Linked DNA regions of Homo sapiens: region 2 is linked to region 1. A link is a loop called in an ENCODE intact Hi-C map of the cell type or tissue named here. Cell type or tissue: ascending aorta. All regions are shown on one strand. Each heading gives the region's core, and the rest is flanking DNA. Links, peaks and the distances in the headings are about the cores only.

Evidence for each region. Peaks named below come from ENCODE experiments on the same cell type or tissue, not always from the same donor. Only the 100,000 strongest peaks of a DNase experiment are listed, where the experiment ranks them.
Region 2: a loop joins it to region 1, with 12 times the contacts of the local background. A loop is called at or near these places in 2 of 110 quality-filtered maps.

Annotation. Positions count from the first base shown.
Region 1 is chr17:12,406,035-12,422,805 of GRCh38, forward strand. No RefSeq gene overlaps it. Among named protein-coding and RNA genes, the nearest start is that of LINC00670, 140 kb to the right of the region's middle. In ascending aorta, for the core only: no CTCF peak of the experiment used is centred there; a DNase peak (open chromatin) is centred at 9,237; H3K27ac peaks cover 955 bases.
Region 2 is chr17:12,497,159-12,513,028 of GRCh38, forward strand. No RefSeq gene overlaps it. Among named protein-coding and RNA genes, the nearest start is that of LINC00670, 45 kb to the right of the region's middle. In ascending aorta, for the core only: no CTCF peak of the experiment used is centred there; no DNase peak of the experiment used is centred there; H3K27ac peaks cover 1,166 bases.

The DNA.
Region 1 (16,771 bases), core at 4,914-12,913:
CGGGAGGCTGTGGCAGGAGAATGGTGTGAACCCGGGAGGCAGAGCTTGCAGTGAGCCGAGATCATGCCACTGCACTCCAGCCTGGGCGACAGAGCGAGACTCTGTCTCAACAACAACAACAACAAAAAAGAATCTCCATTTGAACAAGATTCCCATCTCTATTTGAACAAGATTCCCAGACGACTTGCATATACATTAAGACTTGATGAACACTGCCAGTTCAATCACACAGTTTATTAAAAGCGCAAATGTCCTTGGAAGTCTAAGGCAGGAACAGAAGGCTTTGAAATGTACTTGACAACTGGCCTTTAAGTCATTACTTCGAACCTTCATTTCTCCAGCAGCTCTCAGCATCATCCTTGGAGATAGTATATCCCAAGCTCTCAAACTTCAACAAGCACAAGAACAACCAGACATAAGTGTTCACAGGCAGATTCTTGGGACTTACACTCCATTTCTCTTAGGGATTCTGATATCAATTATCCAGAAGCTATAATATGAGAAGCACTAGGCTAGAAGGACTGCTTATCATCATCAAGTAAAGGATTCTGGAAAAAATGGGGAATTGGAAAATATTAATTTTTTTGCACCAAAAAGCTTTGGATTTGCTGTATTGGTCTGTAACTTGCCCCAGCCCTGCTGTAGCTGGACATTTATCACAGTTAAAGTAGAAATAACACCATTAGCCTTTCAAGCAGTGATAAAATTAGCAGTGTAAACAAAGCAAGTAAATGACCTTAGTCAGATTCCTTGTTGACTCTGACCCAACACCTACCAAGATGATTAGTCAGGGCAAATGAGAACAGGGTGAAGAGGCCCCTGTGAGGAGAAAGATCCTCTCCCTGTTTACTTCCTGAGGATCCTCCAGCACACAGGACGGTTCCTAAAATGCCTGCAAATGATTAGGGCTCTGAATGTTTAGCGCTTTGGCCCCAATTCTGTGCCAAACTCTGTCATGGTTATTTTTTTCCAGGAGGGAAAGTTCCTTCCAACTTAGAGTCTTACTGCTGTGAATATTCCGGCTTCCTGAGAAAGGGGTGTTCTCTCCTAGAGTTCCAGCAACGCAGAATTCAGGGTGGGAAATGGGCCACAATAGTCACTTCCATTTTTCAGAAGATGGGCCCTGCATTGGGTGGATGGAAACTGTGCTGGTTGGTCCGAGACAGACATGAGTATAAACCTTGTCTCTTCCCGCTGGCCTTCTCAATTAGCCAAATTCAAAGTGAGCTCCTCTTCTTCCAAACTGCTTGTCTGTGTTACTGACTTGGGCTCCTTCTGCTATGTTCTGTTTTTGATTGCATTGTTTCCTCTCCTAATTGTTAAGTTATTGAGGACAGGGGCCCTGCATTATACTTCTTTTTGTCTTCCTGGTATAAAAAGTCCAGGATCTGATTCAGAGGGCCTGTCTTGCTGTCCTGGTTTTAACATTGCTGAGGAGGGAAACAGCCCTTTTATTCTCCACCTAACACTTCCCAAGAGAACAAAATCTTAATATATTTCAGATGACAGATACTAGGGGCTAGGTTGACAGGTAAGCCATGTGTTAAAAGGTCCAAGTTTACAGGTGAGTGTGTGTACGTGTGTGTGTGTGTATGTGCATGTGTCTATGTGTGTGTGTGTGCTCATGTGCATGCATGCACGTTTGTGTGCATACACACGTGCATGTGTACACATGTGCATGTGTGTTTATGTGTGTGTTTACATATGTGTGCGTGTGTGTGTGCATTACCCTGTTCCTTCCTTCCTCCTATGCAGCTGGAGCAGTAAGCTTAGCACCTGAAGGTGTGGGAGGGGTACCCTTCTCTTTGCATTCTTATCCCCTACATGCCCACATGGATGTGGCCAGGAGCTCATTGGAAATTAGGCCAAGCTAGTACTGGTTATTCATGGCAAATATAACAAATATATGCTCTTCCCTGGCTGTCTGGGCTCTCTCTGGCTCTATTCTCCTCTTTCACTCCATGTAAACTAGCCTCAGTATCATGCTCCAGCAGGGTAGAGCAGAGAACTCAGCATCAGGAATTAAGCTTACAGCCCATCTGCCAGTGCTTTGCGCATACATCCTTCTCTTGGGAAACCTATGAGGAAGAGTATCTTAGGTTTGGTCTCCTGGTCTGTTGCCATCAATGAGCCTGTGAATCCCAAGTTTTCCCTCACTCTCTGCTCTGTTCCAGCACTGTGCCTTCTTGTGCATGACATAAATGCTCTGAATCACAGTTTTTGCCTCTATCAAATGGACATAATGGCATTCATGATCATGCTCACAGAGATTTAAACGCAATAACTTGGTATATTCTAGAAGCGTATTCAAAAGGAACTTTTTTATTGTCTCGTTCCTCAGGCTTAGTATGATTTCTCGATGGAGTGGAGATAATGAATCCTTATGGGATGGCTGATTGAACAGATAAGATGTGATTCTCACCTATACCAGCTGAATTAATGCATCTATTGAGAGGTGATTTTCTATTTTTAAAGAAAGTATCATGCAGCAGAACTACCTGGTGAGGGCATACATATCAAATGCAATTTGGCTTTAGGAGATTCATTAGCGTCTGTTCTCTAAGAAGTGAATCTGTTGGAGTAGCTGTTTGTTTTTTTGGAAACAAACAAAAAAATCTGTTTTTTGTTTGTTTCTTTATTTTAGGGCTTAATTTTTTGAGACAATCTTGCTCTGTGCCCAGGCTAGAGTACAGTGGTGCGATCTTGGCTCACTGCAACCTCCCCATCCCAGGTTCAAGCCATTCTTCTGCCTCAGCCTCCCGAGTAGCTGGGACTACAGGCGCGAGCCACTACTCCCAGCTAATTTTTGTATTTTTATTAGAGATGGGGTTTCACCATGTTGGCCAGGCTGGTCTCAAGCTCTTGACCTCAGGTGATCCACTGGCCTCGGCCTCCCAAAGTGCTGAGATTACAGGTGTGAGCCACCACACCTGACCTGGAGTAGCTGTTTTTGAAGAGGGCTCTCTTAATTAAACCAGTATGGTTTGGCCAACTCGTTATGGTTGCTCTAAGCAAATTTTGATCGACTTTTACGCTGTATGTGTTTACAGAGAGCCTGACCTGCAGAAACATATTATCCATATGGAAATAAGGGAGAAACACAATGATGTATCCGTCTCACATCAGAAGAAAATCTAGGTCTTTTCTCTTGTCTATTTTGTCTTCTGTACCCAAGCTTGCAGAAAACCAGACACTTCCAATGAGGACAGTCCCCTGATAAAAAGCCCTCAAGGAAGCCTGCTGTGCTCTGTGTAGTGTCATTGCACTGTGCATGGGGCAGCTGATTCCAATCTTGACTCACACACTTGAATGCAAAGTGAGGTTGGATAAGCACAAGGCCTTACGTGTACTTGTACATTGTTAGAAATCAAAACTGGTCGAAGTCTCTGAGAATTTCAGTCCAACCTCTTATAACTCTATCTTTCTTAGTTTCTTCTTTTCTGCCTGCAAGCATAGTCATATCTCTTGTCTACTAAAACAAAAACAAATCTAACAAAGCAAAATAACTTTTCTCTTATCCTACTATCATACTGTAGTGCTGCTGTTTGTCTTTTGTTTTCATACATCTGCAGAGGATGCTACATTATCAGACAGTTTGTTTCTTAAATAAATTTTACTGGCCGGGCGCGGTGGCTCACGCCTAAAATCCCGCACTTTGGGAGGCCAAGGCGGGTGGATCACGAGGTCAGGAGTTCAAGACCGGCCTGGCCAAGATGGTGAAACCCCCATCTCTACCAAAAATACAAAAAAATTAGCCGGGTGTGTTGGCGGGTGCCTGTAATCCTAGCTACTTGGGAGGGTGAGGCAGAGGATTGCTCGAACACGGGAGGTGGAGGTTGCAGTGAGCCAAGATCGCGCCACTGCACTCCAGCCTGGGTGACAAAGACTCAAAAAAAAAAAAAAAAAATTTACTGTGTGGCCGGGCGCGGTGGCTTACGCCTGTAATCCCAGCACTTTGGAAGGCCGAGACCAGCAGATCACCTGAGGTTGGGAGTTCAAAACCAGCCTGACCAACATGGAGAAACCCCGTCTCTATTAAAAATACAAAATTAGCTGGGTGTGGTGGCACATGCCTGTAATCCCAGCTACTCAGGAGGCTGAGGCAGGAGAATTGCTTGAACCTGGGAGGCGGAGGTAGTGGTGAGCCAAGATCGCGCCATTGCACTCCAGCCTGGGCAACAAGAGTGAAACTCTTGTCTCAAAAAAAAAAAAAGAAAAAGAAAAATTACTGTGTATATTTGAGGTTTACAACATGATGTTATGGGATATATAGAGATTGTAAAATGGTTACTAGAGTGAAGCAAATTAACATATCTAACATCTCACTTAATTACTTTTATTTTTGTAGTAAGAGCAAGTAGAATCTATTTATTTTACAAAAAGCCCTAACAACAATACGGTGTTATTAACCGTAGTCCTCTTGATGTACATTACATATCTAGGCTAGTTCATGCTACGTATCTACTACTTTTGTCCTTTGACCCTCATCTCCCCATTTTCTCCCTCTCCTCCCCGCCCCTGTTTTTTTTTTTTTTTTTTTTTGGAGTTGGAGTCTCTCTGTGTTGCCCAGGCTAGAGTGCAGTGCTGTGATCTTGGCTCACTGCAATCTCTGCCTTCCGGATTCAAGCAATTCACCTGCCTCAGCCTCCCGAGTAGCTGGGACTACAGGCACACGCTGCCAGGCCCAGGTAATTTTTTTTTGTGTTTTAGTAGAAACAGGGTTTCACCGTGTTGCTCAGGCTGGTCTTGAACTCCTGAGCTCAGGTGATCCGCCCTCCTAGGCCTCCCAAAGCGCTAAGATTACAAGCATGAGCCGCAGCGCCCGGCTGACCTCTTTTTTTTCTTTGAAAGATTCCATGTACAAGTGAGATCATGCAATATCTTTCTTTCTGTGTCTGGCTTATTTCACTTAGCATAATGTTCTCTAGGTCCATCCATGTTGTGGCAAATGGCAGGGTCTCTTCTTTAAAGGCTGAAAAATGTTCCATTGCATATATATCTATATATACCACATTTTCTTGATCCATTCACCTGTCAATGGAATCTTAGATTGTTTTCATATCTTGGCTATTGTAATAATGCTGTAAGGAACATGGGACGCAGATATCTTTACAAGGCGGTGGTTTCATCTTAGACACTATTCACCCACTTCTTAATCCTCTCTGCCCTGACCACCCTGCCCGAATTACTTCCTAAAAGGGCTCACGTCAGCTACTTGCCTGGCAAATACAATACCTATTTTTTATTCCTTGGTCCTCTTTGCAGCATTTGATATTATTACATGTTGTTGTCCATTGTATTCACCATGTCTATTTTCTGGTTTTTGGTGCTTTGATATCTGTGGCTTGCTGAGCCTGGATGATGCTTCCTTCCAGGACTTGCCAATCCCTAGAGATAGAATATAATTTTCCCTGCAGCATGCCTTTCAATTCCAACCACCTCCTCTCCAGAAACCTCAGACTCAGGGCCAATATTCCCCTCTCCTAACCATCCCCGGGCCAGGTCCCAGACATCTGGGGATGGCCCCTACGCCCCAGAGTTCACTGAAGTTATTCAAACCACCAAATCCTAAACCTGCTCACCTTACCTCGCCCATTTCCCGATGGAAACCACAAGGAAGGAAGGCTCCTGCCCACATGCCCCCCTGTCCCTCTGCCTCCTGACCAGCCCTGGTACTTCTCCTTGTGGTCTTACGTCGAGTGTAGTGCTCTTGTTTCTAGGGATCTGTGAGTATAAAATTGTCTTCCTTTCCATGTCTGCATGTCTTACCATACCTAACTGAAACAGATCCCAGGTACTTAAAATATATCTACTCTTATTTTTGGAAAGTATCAGCTTCCTTGCCTTTGGAACCACTCTCTCTTTGACTTATTTCATTTTTTGCATTTTTCTGTTTTTGTTTCTGATTTACTTATTGCAGCTCTAGAATCAGAGTCATCCCTACAAACTAAGGGATTTCTCACTGTGAGATGAAGAGGATGGTAAGTTAAAAAAAAAAAAAAAAAAAGGCAGGACCGGGCATGGCGGCTCACGCCTGTAATCCCAGTACTTTGGGAGGTTGAGGTGAGCGGATCACAAGGTCAGGAGTTAGAGACCAGCCTGGCCAGCATGGTGAAACCCCGTCTCTACTAAAAGTACAAGAAATTAGCTGGGCATGGTGATGCGCACCTGCCCGGCTACTTGGGAGGCTGAGGCAGGAGAATAGCTTGAACCCAGCAGGTGGAGGTTGCAGTGAGCCAAGATCGTGCCACTGCACTCCAGCTTGGGCGACACAGCAAGACGCCATCTCAAAAAAAAAAAAAAAAAAAAAAAAAAGGTTTTGTGTTTGTTTTCCTTAAAGGGAATAGGGAGAAAGAGTTTAGGGAAGACAAAGTTTAGAACAAACTCTCATAACACATGCATTGAACATGCACTCCTGTAAGAAGAAATCGGAAAGCATCTTTATTTTAACTCTCACCGTCCCTTTAAAGTTGTGCTTGCCTTTGGATGAAAATGGCAAGACCCAGGGTTGTGCACTGTGATTCTCATGCTAATCTGAATTCAGTTATTAGAATGGCCAATTCCATGTAGTCACCAAAACTCCAAACCTGACTTAGCATTGTCTTTCCCGCCTCCCCCCACCCTCTTTTCTAAGAATGGCTTCAGTCGACTCGACCACCTGCTGCCTGGGAGGAAGGTTGTAGTCAACTTTTTCTTTCTTTCTGGTTGATCTCTACCAGCATCCTGCTAACTTTAGCATTCGTTCCTTCCAGGGCTGGAACACAGGAAGAGAGGAAGAGAGAAGTACTGTGATTTCTCGCTTGACTGATATTGTCACAAGATGGCTTTGCTCTCGTCCTGAGAAGGACAAAAGCTGGCTCTTGCTCCAAAGAGGGCATCTGTGGCTCTGCAGAGATGCTGCTGCTGTGGGGCCTTGCTAACTTCAAACCCTGGACGTCTCTTTTGGCTGTCCCTCTGGGGGACACCCTCAGCCCCTGGATTTCTGGTTGTCCTCTCTGCACAACATTTACTCTGTGGAACTCTTTCAGGCAGTCTTCTAGTGCAGGATTTAAAATAGCTCTAGGACAGCATTCTTTGTTGTTGTTGTTGTTACATGAATAAGTTCTTTAGTGTTGATTTTTTTTTTTTTTTTGAGATGAAGTCTCGCATTGTTGCCTGGGCTGGAGTGTAATGGCACGATCTCGGCTCACTGCAAACTCCGCCTCCCAGGTTCAAGCGATTCTCCTGCCTCAGCCTCCTGAGTAGCTAGGATTACAAGTGCCCGCCACCATGCCCAGCTAATTTTTTGAATTTTTTTTTTTTTTTTTGGAAATGGAGTCTCGCTCTGTCACCCAGGCTGGAGTGCAGTGGCGCAATCTCAGCTCACTGCAACCTCCGCTTCCTGGGTTCAAGCAATTCTCCTGCCTCAGCCTCCTGAGTAGCTGGGACTACAGCTTCATGCCACCACACCCAGCTAATTTTTTTGTATTTTAGTAGAGACGGAGTTTCACTGTGTTGCCCAGGCTGGTCTTGAACTCCTGAACTCAGACAATCCGCCTTCCTCAACCTCCCAAAGTGCTGGGATTACAGGCATGAGCCACCGCGCCCGGTCTTTAGTGGTGATTTCTGAGATTTTGGTGTACCCATCACCTGAGCAGGGTACACTTTACCCAAAGTGTAATCTTTTATCCCTCACCCGCCTCCCACTCTTGCCCTCAAGTACCCAAAGTCCACTGTATCATTCTTATGCCTTTGCATCCCCATAGCTTAGCTCCTACTTGTGAGTGAGAACATACGATGTTTGGTTTTCCATTCCAGAGTACTTCACTTAGAATAATTGTCTCCAATTCCCTCCAAGTTGCTGCAAGTGCCATGATTTTTTTCTAGGACAGCATTCTTATTTAAGACCTATAGGTGATCCCTTTCCTTTGGGGAGAAGCCCAGTCACTTCTAGATGTTGACCTCGCCACTGCTGCCACTCGCCGCTTTGCCTTTCCCTGTGTGATTCTGGGCCGTGGTGCTGCCTACCTACAGGAAGTACATCTTAAACCCGGTCAGGAGGTTTGAGGCTGGTCAGGAGGCAGAGGGACAGGGGGGCATATGGGCAGGAGCCTGCCTTTCTTGTGGTTTCCGTCGGGAAATGGGCTAGGTAGGGTGAGCAGGTTTAGGATTTCGTGGTTTGAATAATTTCAGTGGACTCTGGGGCGTAGGGGCCATCCCCAGATGTCTGGGACCTGGCCCTGGGATGGTTAGGAGAGGGGAATGTTGGCCCTGAGTTTGAGGTTTCTGGAGAGGAGGTGGTTGGAATTGAAAAGCATGCTGCGAAAAGTTAACCATTTCGCCCTCTCTCACTAGGCTTGTGTTTAGAAGGAAGCGCCACCCACAGGTGCCCTCTTGGTGGGCAATGAACTTCAACAGAAAGACATTTCTTTCTCAGGAAATATTTTTCCATTTCTTTGGAGAAGAGCTTTGGAAATGCTCCCCCTGGAACATTCCTGGGTATCTTTTCTATCTCCTCCAAGTTCCACAATCAAAACTTCCACTCTAGCATCACATAACACATTTTTTAAGAGTTAAGGAAAAGTAAGAAGAATTCTTCAATGATTTTAGTATACCTAGGTTTTTAATGATCTTCATTTAAACGATGTCACTACAAATATTTAAAGTTATATATGCAAGACAGGCATTAAGTATGATGTTTCTCCTTACAAATGTAAAGAAAAATCAGGCTAGACTCTCTAACACTTGGTTTTCTATGCCTGTGTAAAATCTCTCTGTTTGGACAAAGCCATGATCTATATCAGCGGTCCTCAAACCTGGCAGTACATCAAATATAACCTGAGGGACTTATTTAAAATTCAGATGTCAGGCTCTATTCCAGACCTACTAAATCAGCCTCCAGGCCATTGGTGTTCTTATCAAACTGCACTTTTGATGCTCTTGCACAAGTAAGTTCAACGATCTCCTGGTGGTGGCTGGTCAGAAATACTAATGCCACCTTGAAAGACGTACACAGCCCCTGATGGGCAAGTCTCGTGAACTCAAACTTAAAAATTTCAGTCTCCCCAGTAGTTCTATTGGGAGTAAATTCCAGCAAAGTCTTATTTGTATTTATTTGTCAAGAGGGCTTCTCTATCTCTGCTCCTGAATAGTGAAACCCCACCTCCAGGTCTACTAGTCAGCGCTCTGTTGAGTCCATTGTTATGGAATGTCCCTGTTTAACAGGGTTGCTAGGAAAGCCTGACTCACAACCTTCAACCCCATGGTTTCTATGTTCCGATGCTAAGTCCTTTATTAACCAGTTTATCCACTTGTTCTTTACTAGGCTTGACTCCTTGGGTCTCTGCTGCCAACTCTCTTGTTTTGTGTCTTGGTAGTCTTGGGGATTTTAAACATTTCACTCTTTTCTCTTACTCCTTAATCAGAGAATGGAAGTTCTCCATGGCTGTCATCAGTAACCTCTGGGTATGAAAAATTACATCAAAAGTTCCTGGCCATTCAAATGTTTTCCTGGTCTGCTATTTTGATTTTGTCTTCTACCAGTGGTAAAAAGCTTTCTGTCCTAATTCACAGTTTCAGCTTTGATGCTGAGAGTTATTTGGGAAATGCTAAGAGAGGTAGGTGGTGATGGCTAAGGTAGAAGACATGTGGCGGGGAGGTTCTAGGATGTTAGTCAGAATTTATAGCTCTCCCCTTCATCACTCTAAAATCTAGACAACTGAAATCATTCTGACTCTTCTCTCTGCTTCCAATCTCCCTCAGGCTTCACCTCCTTTTACTTTCTTAGTCACACAGCTACTAGAGTTACTCTTATAATTGAGATCACCCCAGCCTAATTCTTCCCTACCTCACCCCATTCTTCATGGTTTCCTGTGATCCACAGATTGAAGTCCAGAATGGCTTGGTGCTTTGGGGGCATTTCCAGTTTTGACTTCCATTTCTCTCAGCTATAATCCTAAATTTTTCAACTTTCTCATGATCCTCCAAATATGTTGTCTTAGCCTATTCTAGCTGCTATAACAAAAGTATCATAGACTGGGTAACTTAAACAGCAAACATTTCTTTCCCACGGTTCTGAAGGCTGAGGAGTCCAGGATTGAGGCTGCAGGTGATTTGGTGTCTGGTGAGGACCTGCTTCCTTGTTCACAGATGACCCACTGTCTTCTCACTGTGTCCTCACATGGTGGAAGGGGACAATGAGCTCCCTAAGTCCTCCTTTTTTTTTTTTTGGAGATAGAGTCTCACTCTGCTGCCCAGGCTGGAGTGCAATGGCATGATCTCGGCTCACTGAAACCTCCACCTCCCAGATCCAAGCAATTCTCTTGCCTCAGCTTCCCAAGTAGCTGGGATTACAGGTACCCACCAACACACCTGGCTAATTTTTCTGTATTTTTAATAGAGACGGGGTTTTGCCATGTTGGCTAAGCTGGTCTCAAACTCCTGACCTCAGGTGATCCACCCACCTCAACCTCCCAAAGGGCTGGGATTACAGGCATGAGCCACCGCATTCAGCCCTCAGTCCTCTTTTACAAGGACGTTAGCTCCATTCATGAGGGTTTGACCCACATGATGGAACCACTTCCCAAAGCCCCACCTCCAAATACCATTGCACTGGGAGTTAGGAACTAAATGAATTTAGAGAAGACACAAACATTTAGTGCATAACATATTTCATGCCCTTTCTTGTAAACATGATTTTCCCCTTGATGTTTTTCTGGCTGAAATTGGGAAAGAAAATAGAACTCATTTGTTGAGTCGCTACCACACTCCAGGCACTGCAACACATATCTTTACATATACATCATTCGTTTCTCACAGTAACCCTCTAAAATAGTTACTTGCAGCCCTATTTTATAAATAGGGAAACAGATGATTTAAAATATCTCATCCAGAATTGCATAATTATAAGGCTCAAGCTGGAATGAACCTGCATCTGTCAATGCCAAGGGCCACCTATTCACCCTATGCCTTCCTAATATCAATTCTTCCCAAGCTGGGCTTCCATGTCACTTTTTCCATGAATTCTCTTTCAATTTCTTCCCAGTTCATTGCTCTCATTCCCTAATTCGTAAGTAAGTATGTGTTGAGAATGTACTTTATGCCAGACACTGTGCTGGTTCCTAGGGGTAGAGGCATGAATGAGACAGAGTGGATTTCTGCCCTCCAGGAGCTTACATTCTCCTGGGGGAAATAAAGAATAAACAAGCAAACAAAGGACTAAAAAGATAAAGAATGTGTAAGTACTGTAAAAGTGATAAATAAGGCAATAGCAGACAAGAGTATCTGGGAGGGATCTATTTAACATATAAAGGATTAGAAAAGGTCTCTAAGACCTGGTATTTGAACTGTGACTTGGAAAATATGACAGAGCCAACTAAATAAGGTGCTGGAGAATGAGCACACCATGCAGCGAGAGAAGCAAGTGCAAAGGACCTGGGGCAGGAAATAGCTTTGCACATTTGATCAGCAGTTTTTCTGGGCCATTTGTGAGTGGTAGAAGATTAGCTTGAAAATTAGTAGGCACTTGGTCATGTAGAGCCATGAGGACACTTTGAGTTTTATTCTAAAAGCAATGTTAAACTTTTGAAGGATTTAAAAAATGGCTTTATGGAGGTATAATTGACATGCAATAAACAACATATTTGAAATACACAATTTGATATGTTTTGACATATTGTGTTAGGCTATTCTTGCATTGCTGTAAGTAAATACCTTAGGCTGGGTAGTGTATAAAGAAAACATGTTTATTTGGCCCACAGTTCTGCATGCCTTACATGAAGAATGGTGCTGGCATCTGCTTCTGGTGGGGCCTCAGGAAGCTTGCAATCATGGCGGAAGGGGACAGGGAACCAGTATGTCACACAGTGAGAGCGGGAGCAAGAGAGAGAGGGAGGAGGTCCCAGACTCTTTAAACAACCAGATCTCACATGTAGTAACTGAGTAAGAACTCACTCATCACCCAGGAGATGGTGCTAGGCCATTCATGAGGGTTCCACCTCCATGATCCGATCACCTCCCACGAGGCCTCACCTCCAACATTATGAATCACATTTCAACCTGCGATTTGGAGAGGACAGACATGCAAATCATCTCACACCATGAGATGACACCAAATTATACCCCCGTGAAATTATCATCATGATCAAGATAATGAGCATATCCATCATTCCCAAAAGTTTTGTCATGGTCCTCAAAACCCCACTCAAAACCCTACCTGACCCCAGCTCCAGGCAACCACTGATTTGCTTCATGTCCCTGTAAATTAGTTTCTATTTTCCAGAATCTTATGTAAATGAAATCATAAAGTATGTACTTGTGTAAGTGTGTGTGGCTTGTAGGTTTTCATAGATTCCTTTTATCAGGCTAAGCTCTCTTCTATTCTTAGTTTGCTGAGTGTTTTCATCAGGAATGGGTGCTGTATTTTATCAAGTGCTTGTTCTCTATCTTTGCAGATGATCATCTTGCTTTTTTTTTTTCTTTTTAAGACTATTAGTTGATTGTTTGGAATGTTAAACTAAACTTACATGCCTGGAATAATCCCTACTTGATCATGATTTATTATGCTTTTTATATATTGTTGAATTGAATTTGCTAAGATTTTGTTTAGAAAATTTGCATGTATGTGGTTTTTTTATTCTTGTAATATCTTTGCCTGGATTTGATGTCAAAGTAATGCTGGCCTCATAAAATGGGTTGGGAAGCATTCCTTCTCTTCCCTATTCTTTAAAAGTTTATTCTAACTGGTATTATTTCTTATTAATGTTTGGGAGACTTCACTAGGGAAGCTGCCTGAGGCTGGAGGGTTTTTTGTTAGAAGGTTTTAAACTACAAATTCAACTTTAAAAAATAGATACAGGATTATCTATTCAGGTTCTCTTTCTCTTCTTAAGCAAACATTAGTTATATGTTTTTCAGGGAATTTGCCTATTTTTCTAAGTTCTCAAATTTATTGCCATAAGGTGGTTCACAATAAGCATTTATCATCCTTTTACTTTCTGTATAATTTTTAGTGAGGTCTCATTTTTACTGATCTCTCATTTCTAATATCTTTCGTTTGCATCCCCTTCACCCCAAAAGTTGATAAGTCTGGCTGGAGGTTTATTAAATTTATTGAACTTCTCACATAACCACCCTTTGATCTCATTTATTTTCTCCACTATGTTTTCTGTTTCATATCTAATTGGATTTTGCCCTATTTTTATTATTTCATTTTTTTATTTGGAGTTTAACATGTTCTTTTCTAGTTTATTTAAGAAGAAAGCTAAGGTCTTTGATTTGAGGCCCATCTTTAGGTCTTCCACTCCAGCTGGTGGAAACAGGAATGATTCCCAGTCTCATGTGAATTCTAAAGAATTGTTCCCTCTAGGGGCGGGGCCTGGTGGCTCACGCCTGTAATCCCAGCACTTTGGGAGGCCGAGGTGGGCGGATCATGAGGTCCCGAGATTGAGACCATCCTGGCTAACACGGTGAAACCCCATCTCTACTAAAAAACAAAAAATTAGCAGGGCGTGATGGCAGGAGCCTGTAGTCCCAGCTACTCTGGAGGCTGAGGCAGGAGAATGGCATGAACCTGGGAGGCAGAGCTTGCAGTGAGCCGAGATTGCACCACTGCACTCCAGCCTGAGCAACAGAGCGAGACTCCGCCTCAAAAAAAAAAAGAATTGTTCCCTCTAATCTTTTCAAGTAGTTCTTTCCCTGGCCTCTGTTTCCTCACAGATATGCATTGGGCAGCACTCAGCACAAGACTTGAGGGGACCCTGTGTAGGTCTCAGGAGCTGTCTTGCAGCTCTCTCTTCTCCAGCGTTCTCCCCTGAATCCCACAACTCTGACTTCCTTGGCCTCCCAGACTACTAGTATTGTCTCCTCAGCTCCACAAGGCCACCAAGCCCTGCCTGGTTTCCCTAGAAATTCTCTTCAGACCAGGCGCGGTGGCTGGAGCCTGTAATCCCAGCACTTTGGGAGGCTGAGGCGGGCGGATCACCTGAGGTCGGGAGTTCGAGACCAGCCTGACCAACATGGAGAAACCCCGTCTCTACTAAAAATACAAAATTAGCTGGGTGTGGTGGCACATGCCTGTAATCCCAGCTACTTGGGAGGCTGAGGCAGGAGAATCGCTTGAATCCGGGAGGTGGAGGTTGCGGTGAGTCTAGATCGCACCATTGCACTCCAGCCTGGGAAACAAGAGCGAAACTCCGTCTCCAAAAAAACAAAAACAAAACAAATTCTCTTGGGGCAGTAGCTGGGGCAATCGAAGGACTCTTCCTTTGTTTTGAATCTCGGTTGAATGTTTTGTATACCATTGTTTTATACTCTTTGTGTAGTGTTTTAGTTATTTCATACTAGAGCATAAGGCTAGTCCCTGTTATTCCGACGCTATCAAAAATGGAAGTTTCATCCTTTTGGGGGATTTCAAGTGGAGGAGTGGTGTTATATCATCCAAGGGTTAAGAAGATCACTCTTCTGCTGTTCCATCTGAAAGCAGATGGGAAGTGGAGGACAGGTCTGCTATTGTAGGAATGCAGGCAGGAAGTGCTAGGAATTGAAGAGGGATTTTTTTTTTCAAGGGCCACGGGGGCAGAGGGTGGCTCCAGATCCACTTGGAGGTGGAACCCAGAGAACTGGCTGATAAACTGGATGTGGAGTGGGTCGGGGGGAAAGGGAGTTAAAGCTACCTCCTGGGTGTTTCCTAGAACAACTGGGCCAATGGGGAAAGCCAGGGAAGGAAGTGGGCATTGTGGACAGGCGGAGATCAGGAGTTACAGTTTGGATATAAGCTTGAGATGTCTTTTTAATCAGTCACATGGATCTAGTCAAACAGGAAGAGGGCTATAAGAAGGTAGAGCTCCAGGGAGGAGTCAGAGTTGGAGACAGAAAAACGGAGTCATCAGTATAGAATTATTCAAAGCTCTGGGCCTGGAGGAGATCACCCAGGGGAACAGTGTAGACAGAGGAGAAAAGAAGGCCTAGACTGAGTCCGTGGGACCTTCAGCATCTAGATGTCAGGAGAGCAGGAAGAGCTGAGAAGGAGTTGGAGAAGAGGCACCTGTCTTCCCAGGAGACTCAATTCCTTTATTTAACCATGTGTTTTTCAGTTTTATAATTACCTGTTTATCCACCTGTCGCTCAACTTGCCTGGGAGCCCTTGAGGTCGGATGCCCTGTCTTATTTTGCATTGCCCACATCTAACACGGTGTCTGGCACCTAGATGGACCTTGAATGAATGAATGGATGAATGAATGAATGAATGAATGAAGACTAAGGGAGTTAAAAGATTACTGGTATGAGGTCAAAAGGACAGAGCTTTTTTGTAGTCCAAGGGACTGCAAAAGACAATTCTGGGAAAGTTGAGCTCAGAAAAAAAAAAATCTAACAGTCCAGAAACATTTTCCTGAGTGCCAGTTTCCTGATCTGTCAACTAAAACGTCCCGGAGAAGTGATCTTTAGAGTTACTTCTGTTTACATGCTGCACACAGACGGGAACGCTCCATTTGGCTTTCTCTGCAGAGTCCACAAGGAGACAAAACAATGTGTTAAAGTTGCGCTTCCTTGGTTGATGTTTCTATTCTTTTGGTCTTTTGTCTGTTTTCAAACAGATCAAAGCACGTCTTGTGAAATGTTCTGGCCCCAGAGTAGAATTTAAGATGCACAAAGGGCATGAGTAGACATTAATAAAAAACTCATTTTGACCCTTTCGAACTGGCGGCCACCATGGAGGTCAGAAGAGGGCAGGTGTATTCCTGCCAGCCCCCTAGAGACATAAAGATGTCTGCCCCGAGGAATCAGGCTAGGGATTAGTGACAGGCTCCATGCCTGCCCCCTGCCACACTGGACAGCCAAACCTCCTTCTCTTGACTTACAGGACTGGCAAAGACAGTGACAGGGGCCTGGCCGTGGAGCCTGGCTGAAATCCGGGCCCCAGTGAAAGCCCCACAGAGAGCTGCAGAGAAAGGCAACCTTCAGAGGCTGACTTTGATATTTACACTTCCCCAATTTCTACGGAGAGCCGTGGTCTCGTGTTTTACACATTCAGCAATTGCACAGGCCCTGAAAGGTTTTAACTGTCCGGTTGAAACTATAATAAAGTTTACTGTGGTTAAAACCTGAAATGAGTCTGAGTTTGGATTTTTCAGCCCAGTGGCTTCGTGTAAACAGTTTACTTAACGTCGTTTTTGGCTCTTATTCAATAAACCACCATGATAATCCCGTTCACAGACAAAACAGATCACGGATTAGCAGACAGGCTGCTGTAACAAAAGCAGCGCATTACCTGCTCTTTGTGCAAAAGGTAGAGCTCCGTTTTGCAGAAAGTATTCGTCTATCTTTGTTTTCATAGTTGAAGAGAAGGAACGTTACATTGTTTAGCTCCTTTTTGTACCACAAAAATAGATTTTAATTAAGCACATAAAGTGAGCCGGGCTTGGAGCTGTTATTTTCCAGAGAAGGCATACTGGCTTTATTCAAATTGGAAGAGACCCCAGGCAAATGCCAAAATCACCTATTGCTTACATTTCATTTTAATGTGCTCAAGTTCAATAAAAGTTTATCATCTCCATTAAACCAGTACCTATTGGAACTGATTTAATCTTGTTAGCACAAAGAACCACATGAAAGAAACCAAGACCCCAGGACAAGACTGTACATAGCACAGTTGCGCCGGGGTAGAAATTACATAAAAGAAATGAAGCATCCACCGATGACAGAGTGCCTCACCTGCTCTTATGTGTGTGCGCTTGCTCGTGTGTGTGCGGAGTGTACTTGTGTGCACGGATCCACACACCCTGCAGTGCAGGTC
Region 2 (15,870 bases), core at 7,871-15,870, 94 kb after region 1:
TTAGTACTACATTCCTTTTAAAGACTGAAGAATACTCCATTGTTTATATATACCAACAATTATTTATTCAGTCAGTCTTTCCGGTGGCCTCTAGACAGGTTAGAATATACCCACAATTTAATTTTTAAATAAGGTTTGCTCTTTTCGCTCCATAACCAGGGATCAGAGTTCCATGCTGGAAACACGAGCTGCTATCTTCAAGGCTGCCGCCGAGAGGGGAGTACGTGGGGCAAGGACGAGGCAAAAAATGCCACAAAACTCTCCTACCATTACTACATTAACTTTTTTTTCCTTTGATTTGTTGTTTAGTAAGTTGCTGTAAAACTTTTGGTTTGTTCTTCTGGTTCACTTTGAGCTTTGTCCATTCACTCTCTCTTTTGAGTTTTTATCGTTAAGAAATACTTAAATTTTGAAGATCTTTGGATACTTTTTAAACAAATGAAATCTCTTCTTGCCTCTCACTGATGATATTAGAAATATCTATTTTAAAGTCCTGGCATGCTTAATTTCCTGTTTCTTCAACCATTTGCTGGATTTGGTACCTCCCTTTCATGGGCCGGGTGCTTGGCTCTGTTTAACTGTATGCGAATGATTTCCTGTGAGTCTATTTATGACAATATTGTCGTTACCCACCACTTCCCTTGAGCATTTGCCAGAGAGGAAAGGCTACTACCAGGCTGGGCACCCTGCAGCGTGTCCTTAGCACCTGGGGTGATGAGTCTCAAGAGAGGTGAGCCAGTGTGCTTCCCGAGAGTGTGGGCTCCCTTCCCCCTCAGGTGTCCCACGTGTCCCAGAGTTACTCCCATTGCGCTTTATTTAGACCAAGTGCCTGCGCTTCTGCTCTATCTAGCAAGCAGACATTGGTGTTGGGTAGGATAGTCAACCTGTCTCATTGCCCAGAAAACCAGAATTCCACCCAGCGTGTCCCATCTACTCCAGAGTCCCTCCTGCTCCTAATACTTACTAATGAGTAATTACGGTGAGGGAGCACCTGGAGTGCTTCTATCTTTTGGCAGCTGCTCTCTCCCGCTCCTCTTTTTTTGCCTATGGTTTTCCTTGTTTATCCTCTATTCATCTTCCAAAGAGTTTTCAGGTCTCCACCATCAGCGCATTGTATTTTCTCTTAGTATGAGTCTGAACTCATTGTGAATATGATTTCTGCCATTTCTGGGAACTTGAGAACAGTGGAGGAATAGGTCATAAAATATTCTTAATCTACCTTTTGAACTCTTTCTACCACTCTCTTTCCTACTTGGCCATATTTCCTGACAGTGCCAATAGCATTTCCTTCCTCCACTCTCTTTGCAGAGATTGTTTTTCTCTGTCTTCCCCTCAAATTTGTCGAAATAGTATTCTTCTCTACTTCTTCATCTGGGCTGGGCAATGTTTCAACACACTTTTTTTTTCCTTGATATTTCTTCTCTTTGAGCAGAACGATAAATGTGGCATAGGTTAACAAAGAGTTCACAAGAATGCTGTCAGAGAGAAGACAGAAAAGTAGAGACACTGGTGTGTTTTACAAATGAGGCTGTTTTCTAACATACTTAAGCATTCTTCCCATAATTAACAATGGCAGATCTTGCCTGGCTGCAGCAACATTGAAATTTACGTTGGTTTTTAAAATGTTTTATGTTGAAACTCCCAAGACTCCCATATCTCCCACCTGAGTGAATACTAATATTTTCTGGCTATCGTATATTTCACTTCCAACCTAGCGTGTAATGCACTTCATACTTGTACATTCTTGTGTTTATGTAAATATCAATGTAGATTTCTGGAAACAACATCCATGTCAAGTGTGGCTTTAATCAGGCACATTCTTTTAAGAAGAAACTTTGGAAACACAATCAAAGCACAATCAACTTGAAGACTTTGATAAGGCTAAATTATGTCTTAGCTAGTTATTTGCTATCATTTGATGTTTTAGAGTGGACTGATACTGCTTATGGCTTTTTTCATTCAGAAATGCAAAACAGTTTTTTATTTCAAATGAACAAGAGTACTTCAGAATTAAGACTTCAGATAACATAGGATGACCTAAAAGCCAAACCAAATTCTATCACCTTTCTTAAGTATGGCCTTTTCCCAGTGCCCTAGAGTGAAGAATAAACCATCAGATAAGTCAGATTTTGTAATTTTGCTCAATGTAATAGACTAGTTTTTACCTTCTAGTTTGTTAACCAACCATAAGCATTCTTTCTCTACTAATCAGTGAGTTGTCTGAGAAAAGTCTGAGGCAATTTGATTTCAAAATGTATTGTCTTCTTTTTATCCCCTTGATGATTATATATCCCCCTAGAGAGAACCAGTTACTAAGTTCATTCCAACCTACTGAAAATGTATTTAACTTGAGTCTGAGTTTTCTTATTTCTAAAACAGCTGTACCAATTCATGAAGAAGACATAAAAATTCTAAATGTTTATGCACCTAAACACCTTGCTTTAAAAAAATGACGTGAAACTTTTCTAAAAGGGCAAACAGAAAAATCCACTATTATAGGTGGGGACTTTAACATTCTTCTCTCAGTAATTGAAGGATGTGAATACACAAACGTATCAATGTGAGTATAGAAGATTGAAATAAGTTTAACCAAATTCACTTAATTGACATTTGTAGAAGTCTACCCTAAAATCAGAATATACGTTCTTCTTACTATACTGTGGAATATTTCGTGAGATAGACTATATGCTGAGTTATAAAGCAAGTACCAATACGTTCAAGAGGATTGATGTCATTGATATGCTCTCTGACAACAATGGAAGTAAATTAGAAACTAATAAAGAAGGCTGGGCATGGTGGCAAACACCTGTAGTCCCACTGCTTTGGGAGGCCAAGGCAGGACCTGGGCAACATAATGAGGTCCTCATTGTTACACAACAAAACAAAATAGCCAGCATTCACTCATGCCTTTAATCTTAGCTACTCAGGAAGCAGAGAAGGAAGGACTGCTTGAGGCCTGAGGTTCAAGCCTGCAGTAAGAAAAAAAAAAAAAAAAGAAAAGGAAACAAAAAAAGATAAATAAAGGAATAATACCTGGAAAAATCATTTGAAAATTAAATAAGTAATTTTATGTAATCCATGAGTCGAAAAGGAAAAGTTACAAGAGAAATCAGAAAATATTTTGAATGAATGATAATGATAGCACAATGTATTCTTGAGATTCTTAAATTAGTATATACACAGAAAACTAGCTTTAACTATTGTATAAGAAAAGGAGAAAGACTTAAAATCAGTTCTCTATACTCTTACTTTGAAGAACCAGAAAGAAAAGAGCATATTAAGCCTAAAACAAGCAGAAGGAAGAATATAATAAAGATAACAGGAGAAGTTGAAACAGAAGACTGATTTAAAAAAAAAAACAACAGAAAAATTAGCAAACCCAAGTTTGATTCTTTGAAAAGATTAATTAAATTGATGACTCCCTGACAAGACTGGTCAAGTAGAAAAGAATACCTAAATACAAACGTAAGAAAACAGACACCACTACAAATCCTACAGACATAAAATGTATCCTACAGGCATAAAATCCTACAGGCATAAAGAATGAAACATAAGAATAATGAAAAAATAAGCTATTAAATTTGACAACTTAGATAGAATGGTCAACTTTTTTGTGAAAACAACTTACTATAACTAACACAATAATTAAAAGCAAATCTAATAGTAATTTATCTTTTACAAATTGTGTAATTAAATACTTACCTATGAAGAAAACCAAAATCCTAGATAGCTAGGATTTTGAATATCAATTCAACATAGATGATTTCAGAAACTAGAGGAGGACTGCTTGCTTTCCAATTTATTTCGTAAGTATCACCCTGGAAACAAAACCAGGCAGGGGCATTACAAGAAAAAATTATTACAGACCAATATCTTTCATAAACATAGACATAAAATTTTTACCAAAATATTAGCAAATAAAATTTGGCAATGTATAGAAAGATTGATATATCTTGGGCAATTACAACTTATCCAAGGCATATAAAGGTGTAACATCAAAAAATCAATCCATATATCTATATATGTGGAGATAATGTATCGTACTAGATACTATATCATAAGAACATTTTATATTACATATACCACAAACTAAAAATTGAGTCCAATGATCCAATGAACAGAGTTAAGTTCTTATATTGCTTTTTGCAAACAAAACTGGTTCTAAGCATTAGGTATATTCAATGATGTCTAGCCATCTAGAATATTAGATGTTAAAAAAAATATTCAACATCACAACATTGCTTGTCACAAAATGTATGACAATATCCACCAGCAATAGGTTAATGTTAAGAGGTGATTTTATAAAAGACTCCTAGGTTTGATAAATAAAAGACTCCTAGGTTTGATAAATAAATTCAGTAAAGTCTCAGGTTTCAAAACTAACGCCATTAGGGCATTGACAAGATAGATATCTAGTGTAATATGTCAGTGTTTTTCTGACAGATGCAACATGGTAGAAATGTCATTGAAAATGTTGATTTGCCTTTGTTTATCATTTTCAAATGTGTTTGTATATACATATACACAGTTATTTGTATAACAGAAAAATGCCACATATGGTCAAACAGCCTAAGTTAGAGAAGTTTCCATTTGCCAGTGGAATTTGACTTTCATCAATAGTAAATTGTTTTGTATTTAAAACGTTTCTCTTTGTAGAATTAATTTAAAAGTCTTCACGGGGATACTAGCAATAGTAGCACAGATGAATTCTACCAGACATTCAAAGAAGAATTGGCACCAATCCTACTGAAACTATTTCAAAAGATCAAGAAGGAGGGAATCCTCCCTAACTCATTCTATGAAGCCAGTATCACCCTGATACCAAAGCCAGAAAAGGATATAACAACAACAAAAAAAGAAAGAAAACTACAGACCAACATCCTTGATGAACACAGAAACAAAAATCTTCAATAAAATACTAGCAAACTGAGTCCAAGAGCACATCAAAAAGAAAATTCACCATGATAAAGTGGTTTTCATCCCAGGGATGCAAGAATGGTTCAGCATTCACAAGTCAATAAATGTGATTCACTACATAAACAGAAAAAAACCCGAAAACATTATGATCATCTCAACAGATACAGGAAAAGAATTTGATAAAATCCATCATCACCTTATGATAAAAACCCTCAACAAATTAACCATAGGAGGAACATATGTCAAAATAATAAAAGCCATATATGACAAACACACAGTTAACATTATACTGAATGGGAAAAAGTTAAAAAGCATTTCCCCTAAGAATCGGAATAAGACAAAGATTTCCGCTTTCACTACTTTTATTCAACATAGTACTGGAAGTCCTAGCCAGAGCAATTGAGCAAGAGAAAAAAAATAAAGGGCAACCAAATCGGAAAAGAAAAAATCAAACTATCTCTGTTTGCTGATGATAGAATCTTATATCTAGAAAATCCTAAAGACTCCTCCAAAAGACTCCTAGGTTTGATAAATAAATTCAGTAAAGTCTCAGGTTACAAAACAAGTTTACACAAATCGGTAGCACCACTATACACCAATAACAACCAACCTGAGAATCAAATCAAGAAGTTGATGTCAGTTACAATAGCTGCAAAAATAAAAAATAAAAACCTAGGAATATACATAACCAGGAAGGTGAAAGATCTCTACAAAAAAAAAAAAAAACAAAAAAAAACTGTGTAACACTGAAGAAAGAAGTCATACATGACACAAACAAATGGAAAAACATCCCATGCTTATGAACTAGAAGAATCAATACTGTGAAAATGACCATACTGCTCCAAGAAACCTACAGATTTAATGCAGTTTCTATCAAAATACCAATGTCATTTTTCACAGAATTAGAAAAAATTCTAAAGTTCATATGGAAAAAAAGGAGCCCAAATAACCAAGCAATCCTAAGCAAAAATAATAAATCTGGAGGCATCACATTACCCAACTTCAAATTATACCACAACATTATAGTAACCAAAATAGCATGGTGCTGCTATAAAAGTAGACACATAGATCAATGGAACACAATAGAGAATCCAGAAATAAAGCCAAATACATAAAACCAACTGATCTTTGACAAAGCAGACAAAAACAGACACTGGGAAAATGACGCCCTATTCAATAAATAGTGCTGGGAAATTTGGATAGCCACACATGGAAGAATAAAACTGAATCCCTGTATTTCACCAAATGCAAAAATTAACTCAAAATGGATTAAAGACTTAAGTCTAGGTCCTGAAACCACAAACATTCTAGAATAAAATTTAAGAAAAACTCTTCTGGACATTGGCCTAGGCAAATAATTTATGACTAAGACCCCCAAAGCAAATACAAAAAACCAAAAATAAATAAATGGGACCTAATTAAACTAAAAAGCTTTGGACAGCAAAAGAAATAATCAACAAAGAAATAGACACCTACAGAATGGGAGATAATATTCACAAACTATACATCTGACAAAGGACTAATATCCAAGCAAGATATTCAAACAAATCAGCAAGAAAAAAAACCAATAATCCCATTAAAAAGTAGGAAAATGACATTAGCAGACATTTCTCAAAAGAAGATATACAAATAGCTAGCGGATATAGGGAAAAATGCTCATCACTAATCATCAGGGAAATGCAAATTAAAACCACAATGAGATACCACCTCCCTCTAGGCAGGGTGGCCATGATTAAAAGTCAAAAACAGTAGATGTTGGCACAGATGGATTGGAAAAAAAACACTTACTCACTGCTAGTGGGAATGTAAATTAGTACAACCTCTATGGAAAACAGTATGGGGATTTCTCAAAGAACTAAAAGTAGATCTACCATTCAATCCAGCAATCCCACTACTGAATACCTAACCAAAGGAAAATAAGTCATTATGTCAAAAGGTCACTTGCATGCGTATATTTATCACAGCACAATTCACAGTCATAAAAATATGGAATCAACCTAAATGCCCATCCAACTGATGAGTGGATAAAGAAAATTCTGTGTATGTATATATATTGTATAATATATAATGTATATATAAAGTATATATGTGAGTGTATATGTATGTATATATACACATAAACACACACACATTTTCTCTATCCACTCATCAGTTGATGGACATTTAGATTGATATATATCATATATATGGCTCAGTATGTGCACACACACACACACACACACACACACACCGTAGAATACTACTCAGCCACAAAAAAGGTGAAATAATGTCTTTTGCAGCAACTTGAATGGAACTGGAGGTCAGTATCCTAAGTGAAGCAGCTCAGGAGCAGAAAACCAAATACCACATGTTCTACTTACAACTGGGAGCCAAGCTATGGCTATGCAAAGACATACACAGTGGTATAATGGACGTTGCAGACTCAGAAGAGGGGGTGTAAGGGGGATGAGGGATGCAAAATTATCTATTGGGTACAAGGTACACTACTCAGGTGATGGGTACACTGGAAGCCCCGACTTTACCACTATACAATTCATCCATGTAACCAAAAACCACTCGTACCTTTAAAGCTATTGAAATAAAAAAATGTAAGAAATCAATCCATGTCATCCACTACATTAACCAAATGAAGAAAATCAAATGGTCATGTCAATCGATGGAGAAATAGCATTTGGCAAAGCTCAACATCCATTTATGATAAAAGTTCTCAGCAAATTAGGAATAGAAGGGAACTCCTCCAATTTGATAAACAGCACACAAGAGAAACATGTGGCTAATATTATATTTAATGGTGAAATACCAAATGCGTTTCCCCTATGATCGGTAGCAGAGTGAGGATGTTCACATTTACTACTTCCATTAAACTTTAGGTTTGAGGTCCTACTCAGTGCAATAACATAAGAAATAAAAGATACAAACATTGGAAATGGGGATGTAAGACTGTCTTTATTTTCAGATAACATACTTGTATATATAGTAAATCCAAAGGAATCTATGAAAAATACAAGAACAATTAAATAAACTCATGTTTGTAAGATACATGGTCAGTATACAAAAATCCATTGTTGGTCTGTAAAACAACAATGAACAAATGGTAACTGAATTTTAAAAATACTATTCACAATAAAACTGTAGTCATACATTTAATGAAAGGTACACAAGATCTCTGTAAACTACAAGACATTGATAAAAATATGACCTAAATAAATGGAGGTATTTGTCATGTTCATAGTTTGGAAGGCTTACTGTTGTTCAAATATCACTTATTCCCCTCCCCCAAACTGCTTTTTGAAGATAATACAAAATTCTAGAGTAAATTAGCTATAAACTGGGAGACTGATGAGTCACCTACAATTGAAGTATAAGAAAATATGGTATCTATTTTGGCTACATCTGATGTTGTTTTAATTTTTTTTTTAATTTCTGGGTTTTTTTTGTTTATTTCTTTTTCTTCCTGGTTCTTGTTCCAAATGGTTGAATTTGTCAGACAAGGCATTTCAGATAATTATACAATTGTTGTTCTTTACAACAATATGACACACTTCAAGGTAGAAGTTTTCAGAATATTCAGTCATTCATTTATTCAACAAATTATTATGGAGAACCTACTATGTTTTAGCCACTGTTCTCTGTGCACTTGGATATATATACCAGGAAACTTGAGGCCACACCAAGCCTGTAGAAGAACTAAAGTCAGTAAGTCAGAGACTAGGATGTATGGTGCTTTCAGAGTTCCCACAACGAGAAACGATATAAGATATATCAAATGTAATTAACAAAGTATTTATTTTAAAAAATGCATCCATAGTATTTACTAGGTACAAACCTAGAGGTAGAAATTGACAGCAATCCAATATTAAGGAGGAGTCAATTGTTTATATACAAACTTTAATGTTTTAAAACATCTGGCTTCCAATTTACTAAACAGGTTTTGGCGAACATATGGTACAACTGAAACACACACGTGGTTGGAGGGAGTGCCAAATGGCAGAACCATTTTGCAAATCTGTTTGGAGTTTCTTCCAAAGTTACATGTACAAACACCATATGAACCTGCTCTTAGGCATTTACCCAAGGGAGATGAAAAAGTCCATTAAAAAAAAAAACTTGTTCACAAATGTGCTTAGCAGCTTTATCCATAATAACCCCAAACAGTAAACAATCCAAAGACCCATTCACAGGTGAAAGAATAAATAAATTATGCTATATTCATACAATAGAATACTATCTCACAATTAAGAGGAATAGCTGATAAATGAAAACACATGGATGAAACTCAAAGACATTATATGCAATGAAAGAGTCAGACACAAAGAATATACACTTTATGAATCCATTTATAGCATACCTAGAAAAGATAAATCTACTCAATAGTGGCAACAGAGACCAGTGGTTGCCTTCAAGGGATAGGGAAATATTATAGATCTTGTGATAGTAGTTTCATGGGTCTATATATTTTTCAAAACTCATCAAACTGTACACTATAAATGTGGTACATTTTATTGTATGTAAATTATGCCTTAATAAAATTGACTTAAAAAGAAAAATCTAAAGTAGGAAAAAAGAAAACTCACCATATAAGATTTTCTATTTTTGACCAATGTCATTAAAGCAAATCAAAGCCCTGGAATATCCACTATGGGTAAAATACTTATACCTCCCAAGAAAGACAAGTACACATTTTAAGTGGTAAGTTGGAAATGATCAAACATTAAAATGCATGACACTTGAATGGGCTGATATTCCAGGAATAATCGAGGAGCTAAAGGGAAGAGAAGCCACATCTGGCACGAATTCCTCCATGGCCATGAGTTACTCTACTTCTGGCCCCGAAGTGGAGGATGTTGGTCCCTCTGAAGCCTCATGCACATTCGGGAAGGGAGCAAATATCTACAGGACACAAAGGGACCCGAGACACAAAACCCTCTGTGTGGCCATGTGCAGAGGAAGGGAGACAGGGCCTGATTTGTGTCTCCATCTGCTCTGGGCTGGCAAGAGCCTTCAGTGAGAGAAGTGCTCAGCAGCCCAAATGTGCTTATGATTTGTAAATAAAATAAAGTCAAACAACTGCAAGCAAACAGTGTGTGTGGTGTTCTTCTGCCCAAATTCAACCGTCGAGTCAGTGAAGGCTGGGTGTGTTAAGAAAGCAAATGTCTCTGGGGTCAGTGTAGCATTCTGGTTTAGAAATCGAGGATCTTGGCCTTCACTTTGAAAACAAAACTGTTCAATGTGCAAAACCGGACTTAACATAAATAATGCGGCAGCTATTATAGAGAGGCCTTTTCGATGCTGGTGGTCTCCAGACACTCACAGTCTGGCATTTCATGTTACATTTCAAAACCACGAATCATTATAAGTCACATAAATCTGTCACATCACTTGAATTTGTACATCACCAAATCCCTGTCTAATTTTTCAAAGACTATCCCCTGCCCAAATGAAGTTGAGGCTCTCAGATCCGATGGGGTTTACTGCGTTGGCATATCACCCATGTCACAGCTTGTCTTTCTATTATGTGAATGAAAATTTTCCAAGAATGTTGAACAGAGTTCAGTGTTACTAATAGTTGATACAATATTTAGGCAACCAAGTTATATTAGACATTGCTGTAAAACTCCTTTCTCACAAATCCACCTAAAGGAAGGCATGGCTGTTCCATATTGTTTGCCACTGTCATCTTAGTTACAATTTCAGAGCCGGCACAGCACAATCCAGCACTCAACTTGTGTTTCTGGGCTTCTCACCCATGCTTCTCCCTGGAAACTCAGCTTCTCTTTACTTCCCTCGGGATTTATAAACATCTCCTCGAGTTTGTTCTGTCCGATTTACCCACTCTTGTCACTCCTCACTCCAATTACAAGTCCCCCTTCCCCAGATTGTATTATTGCCTATTGCATTTAAATAATTTAATTATATTATTAAAATTATTTTATTAAAGCATCACACACTAATGACATCAATATTATAAGGAAACATTTGATTTTTAAGGGGAAGGGAGGAATTTTCCATATTCCACGTTCACGTTTTAATCTCTTAACATGATCCCCATCACCATGCATACGATTGTTTCATTAGCTGCACCAAAAGTGAAAACCTTTTTTTAAGAACTTATATTTGCCTGTAATTCCAGCACTTTGGGAGGCCGAGGCGGGTGGATCATGAGGTCAGGTGTTCAAGACCAGCCTGGCCAAGATGGTGAAACCCTGTCTCTACTATAAATACAAAAACTAGCTGGGCGTGGTGGCGGGCGCCTGTAATCCCAGCTACTCGGGAGGTTGAGGCAGGGAATTGCTTGAACCTGAGAGGCGGAGATTGCAGAGAGCCAAGATTGCGCCACTGCACTCTAGCCTGGGTGACAGAGCAAGACTCTGTCTCAAAAAAAAAAAAAAAAAAAAAGAGCTGATATTCAACCCTTCCTTTCTTCCTGTCATCTTTTCATCAATAAGGCTTCAGATCCCAGAAAATCCACTCCGACTATGTTATGGTGGTGTCTCTCCCATGTTTTCATACATGAGCTAACTGATCAGTTGCCACCTGGAGCTTGCCTTTCCTTTTCCCTCTTCTTTCCAGCCCCAGATCTATTGCTACCAGGCACTTATATCCCCCACGGTGTTCCACTATCCTCTGCCTATCATCTGCTGGATGTTACTATTACATGGTAGTGCCTACCACCCTACCGTGCACAAGCATCTCCTGCCAAGCACCACTGTCCCCCTTGTCAAAGTACTAGTGCTGCCTAAGGTGTAGAAAGAAGTGGAGGAGGCTGCACGCTGTGGCTCACGCCTGTAATCCCAGCACTTTGGGAGGCCAAGGTGGGCGGATCACGAGGTCAGGAGATTGAGGCCATCCTGGCCAACATGGTGAAACCCCGTCTCTCCTAAAATACAAAAAATTAGCCGGGGTTGGTGGCGTGCGCCTGTAGTCCCAGCTACTCGGGAGGCTGAGGCAGGGGAATCGCTTGAGATCACACCACTGCACTCCAGCCTGGCAACAGAGCAAGACTCCGTCAAAGAAAAAAAAAAAGAAAAAGAAAGAAAGAAGTGGAGGGAAGGTCTAGCCCTCTTTTGAGTTACCCTCTGTTGGCAGTGACCTGATCTGTGACTCTCTGTGCTCCATTTTCTCAAGAGATTATACTGAACTGGCTCATCCTCTTTTCATTTATTGTTCCCCTATTCAAAAAAAGACTTGAATACAGGACTGATGGCATACCTGGTTTGGCTGAGTGACAGACAAACTGCTAAACTCAGAATGACCCTGCTCCTCCAGGCCCTGTCCTGACTTAGTACCTTTAAAAAAAATTAATGAAAGGAGCCTATTTTCCTGTTTCTTCTTTTCCTTTAAATGACCTCTAACTCAACAAGCTTCTCCTGTCTTCAGGAAAACTGACATCTGGTTGACCCACAGGAGCATGTCCTGATACATATGAGCTCTGGGGGTTAAAGCAGCTTAGACTAAAACTGAGGCAGCCACTGTACCTCTCTCATCAATGAAATTTACAGTCTTTTGTAAAACTTTCCACTCAAACATCTTATGAAATTAGTTGATATAAAAATGAGTGATGCTGTTTTCTGAATGCATTCAACCATTTTTAAGTCTTGACTTAAATAAAAATCAAGACTTCTTAAGTCTTGATTTTTATTCCAGAATTTGGTCCACATATTTGATAACTTTATCAGGAATTTTTTTTTTTCCTAAGAGTGATGAGAAGTTTTTTGAAATGATTTAAGCATGTGGTTAAACAATATCAGATTTATAGCTCTCTGGCTGCCATGTGAGAATCCAATTAAGAGGAAGGTTAACATGTATATAGCTGTCCAGGAGAGATGATGGAAGATTGGATTCCAGTGGAAACAATGAAAGTGGATAAAGGATCTAAGAAATTTAAGAGATATTTTGGAGATGAGACACAGACTTCATTCACTTTAGGTGTCTTTGTAAGCTTGGGTTGCCATAACAAAATACTGTAGACTGGATGGCATAAGCAACAGAAATTTATTGTCTCACCATTCTGGAGGCTGTAAGTTTGCGATCAGGGTGCCAGCAGGGTTAGGTTCTGGTGAGGGCTCTCTTCCTGGCTTGCAGATAGCAGCCTGCTTACTTTGCCTTCACATTTCAGAGAAAGAAGGAGAGCTGTCTAATATCTCTTCTTGTAAGGGCACTGACTCCATTATTAGAACCCATCCTGAGGAACTCATCTGTACCTAATTACTTCTCAAAGGCCCCCTCTCTAAATACTATAACATTGGGAATTAGAGCCTCAACATATGAATTTTGGGGGACACAGTTTTGGCCATAGCAGCATGTGTACACACACACAAACACACACACAAACACAGAGACAGACAGAATGTACACCTGGAATCACGGTGACCTAAGTGGCCACAAAATCTTCACCCATGTCTACTTGGGGAGAAGTTACTCTCTAGGTTTCAAAATCAACCTGGGTGATCTGTGATGGTGATGTCTGCAGCTTAAGATTTACACGTCATTAGCAAGTTAAATTACTTATCCTCTTCAATCTCGGTTTTCCCATCAGAAGACTGAAATTATTAAAATGTACTCTGTAGAAGCTCAGAAGTTCGAGATAGTACATTCTGAGGGCCTGTCTGAGATCCTGCTATATTTTAAGACAGAAATGGTTGTCAGATTTTAAAGCTGATGTTCTGCATGTTTTCTAGAAAACAGAGTCAGAGAATAAGAATTTATTAGTGTTTATCCAACATTCTCTTCAAGTCAGTAGACATGAGTCACCAGAAGTGTACTCTGCATTTAAACATTGGTGTTTTCTGTAACTTTAAAAATGGTCAAAACTATGTATGTAGTCAGGAGTTCTATGCATTGAGGACCAGCTCTGTGCCAGGTACAATGCTGAGGACTTGGGACCTAGCGGTGAGCCAAAAAAAAAAATGTCCTGGTCTCAGCCTCCCTGGAGCTCGCCGTCTACTATGAATATAGATTTTGAATAAGTGGCTGTAAGTTAGAGGGCTGTGAAATGGGAAGTCTGTGGTGGATGGGAGCAGGTAACAGGGGGAGCTAAACCAGTCTTGGCGATCAGTCAAGCCATCTTTGAGGAAACAACCATTGGGTTGAGATTTGAAGGATGAACAAGAATGATATAGGTGAAAATGGGGAAAGAAGCATATCAGGCAGAGAACAGTTTGGAGACACAAAAGAATATGGCTCCTTAGAGAAACTAATAGAAAAAGTGGTGCATTCAAGAGTAGAGTGAGCAGGACACAATGGTCCAGGATGAGGCCAGGGCACCAGACAGAGGACAGAGCGTGGAGGGTCTTATAAACCTTATTAAGATTGTTGGATAGTTGTGAGGACAAAAAATAGAAAGCTAATGAAGAATTGCAATGAAATATCACACAGAGATTTTCTACCCTCTAATCAAGAAATAGTAGTAGCAAGAACTATGACAGAGTAAAGGATACCAAAAGGCATCACAAAGAATAGTGACCACCACGAATTTTGAGGGATTCTGTCTCCTTCTTTAAGAAAATGCCGAGCAGTAACTCTAAGAGGCAGCTACCAAGAGATATTGGTAGAAAGAAATGGAAGGTAATTCTGTCCAGACATAAAGACATTTTTAGGCCTACAAATAAATAAGATTAACACAACATCCTATGACACTAGGTAAATGGAGTGAAAATATGTCTATTGGTTAAAAATTATTATGTTGCAAATAACAGAAAACCCAATACTCACACTAGCTTGAGTAATTAAATTAATTGTCTCAAATAATTGGAAATCCAGAAATAAGGCAGCTTCCAAGGTGAGCTAAAGCTGGATTCCAGATCTATTTCTCTGCATTTCTCTTAGCTGTACCCTTCTCTGTGATGGCTACGTTTTCTCCTGGTGGCAACATGGCTAGGGTACCACACACACCACCCAGGAGACGAGAGAGTGCTTCTTCCAGTGGGCCTCTATTAAAAGCAGAGAAGCTTATTTCCCAGAAACCTTGAGCAATCTTTTCCTCATATGATTCAAATTGGGTCCCATAACCATTTTTGAAAGAATCTCTGTGATTGGGAGGGTTTCCTTGTGCTGAGCGGCTGAGACCCAAGCTCCTGTTCCAGTTAATGTGGGGAGCTTGACGGGACCCCCATTGGACAGGTCAGGCTCACCCCCACCGATGGGGGACAGTGATCACCTCTTGAAACACCTGAGATGTATGGGGGAGAGATCGAACATAGATAAATCAGGATCTTGTTAGGAAAGAGAAAGCGAGGAATGGATTCTGGGTAGAAACCAACAATCGCTTACCCCAGGGATGGGCAAACTTTTTCTGTAAAGGGACAGATAGTAAACATTTTAGGCTGTTGCAACTACTCCACTCTGTCTTTGTAATGGGAAAGCAGTTGTATAGACAATACGTAAATGAATGTGCATGGTTATGTTCCAATAAAACTTTATTTACAAAAATAGGTCAAACGTGGCTCCCAGGCCAAAAGTTATTGACCCTTGATTCATTCTATCCTATATTAATCAGCACATTTTAGCTTTCTCCTCTAGATTATTTTCCATCTGAAATTAATCTTGTTGTGAATTTGCTTGTTAATTTTTACCTTATTTCATTCATGTATAAAATTGCTGGGGCCAGCGTGCAAGTGGCAATGAGTGGTTACAAGACAGCAAGGTAAAGAATGTATTTTATCCTGGAGTCCTGCACTCTGTGGGTAGACTCCTATAGGGATGGCTGCTTTGTCATGCTGTGACATTTTCAGATGGTGTTCTTTGAAAAGCTTTAAACTTAATCCAAATAAAGAATGCAGACCTCATTTCATATTCATTGCCTTGCACACTAACAAAGCTTTAGAAATTTTGCTAAATGTGGACTTGGACATGAGTCATATGATTTTTACTAGTGGAGTCATAGCTAAATTAGAAAGACAAGACACAAAGACATTAAGGGACATTAAAGGTGACAAATATGATATGTTACTGGGA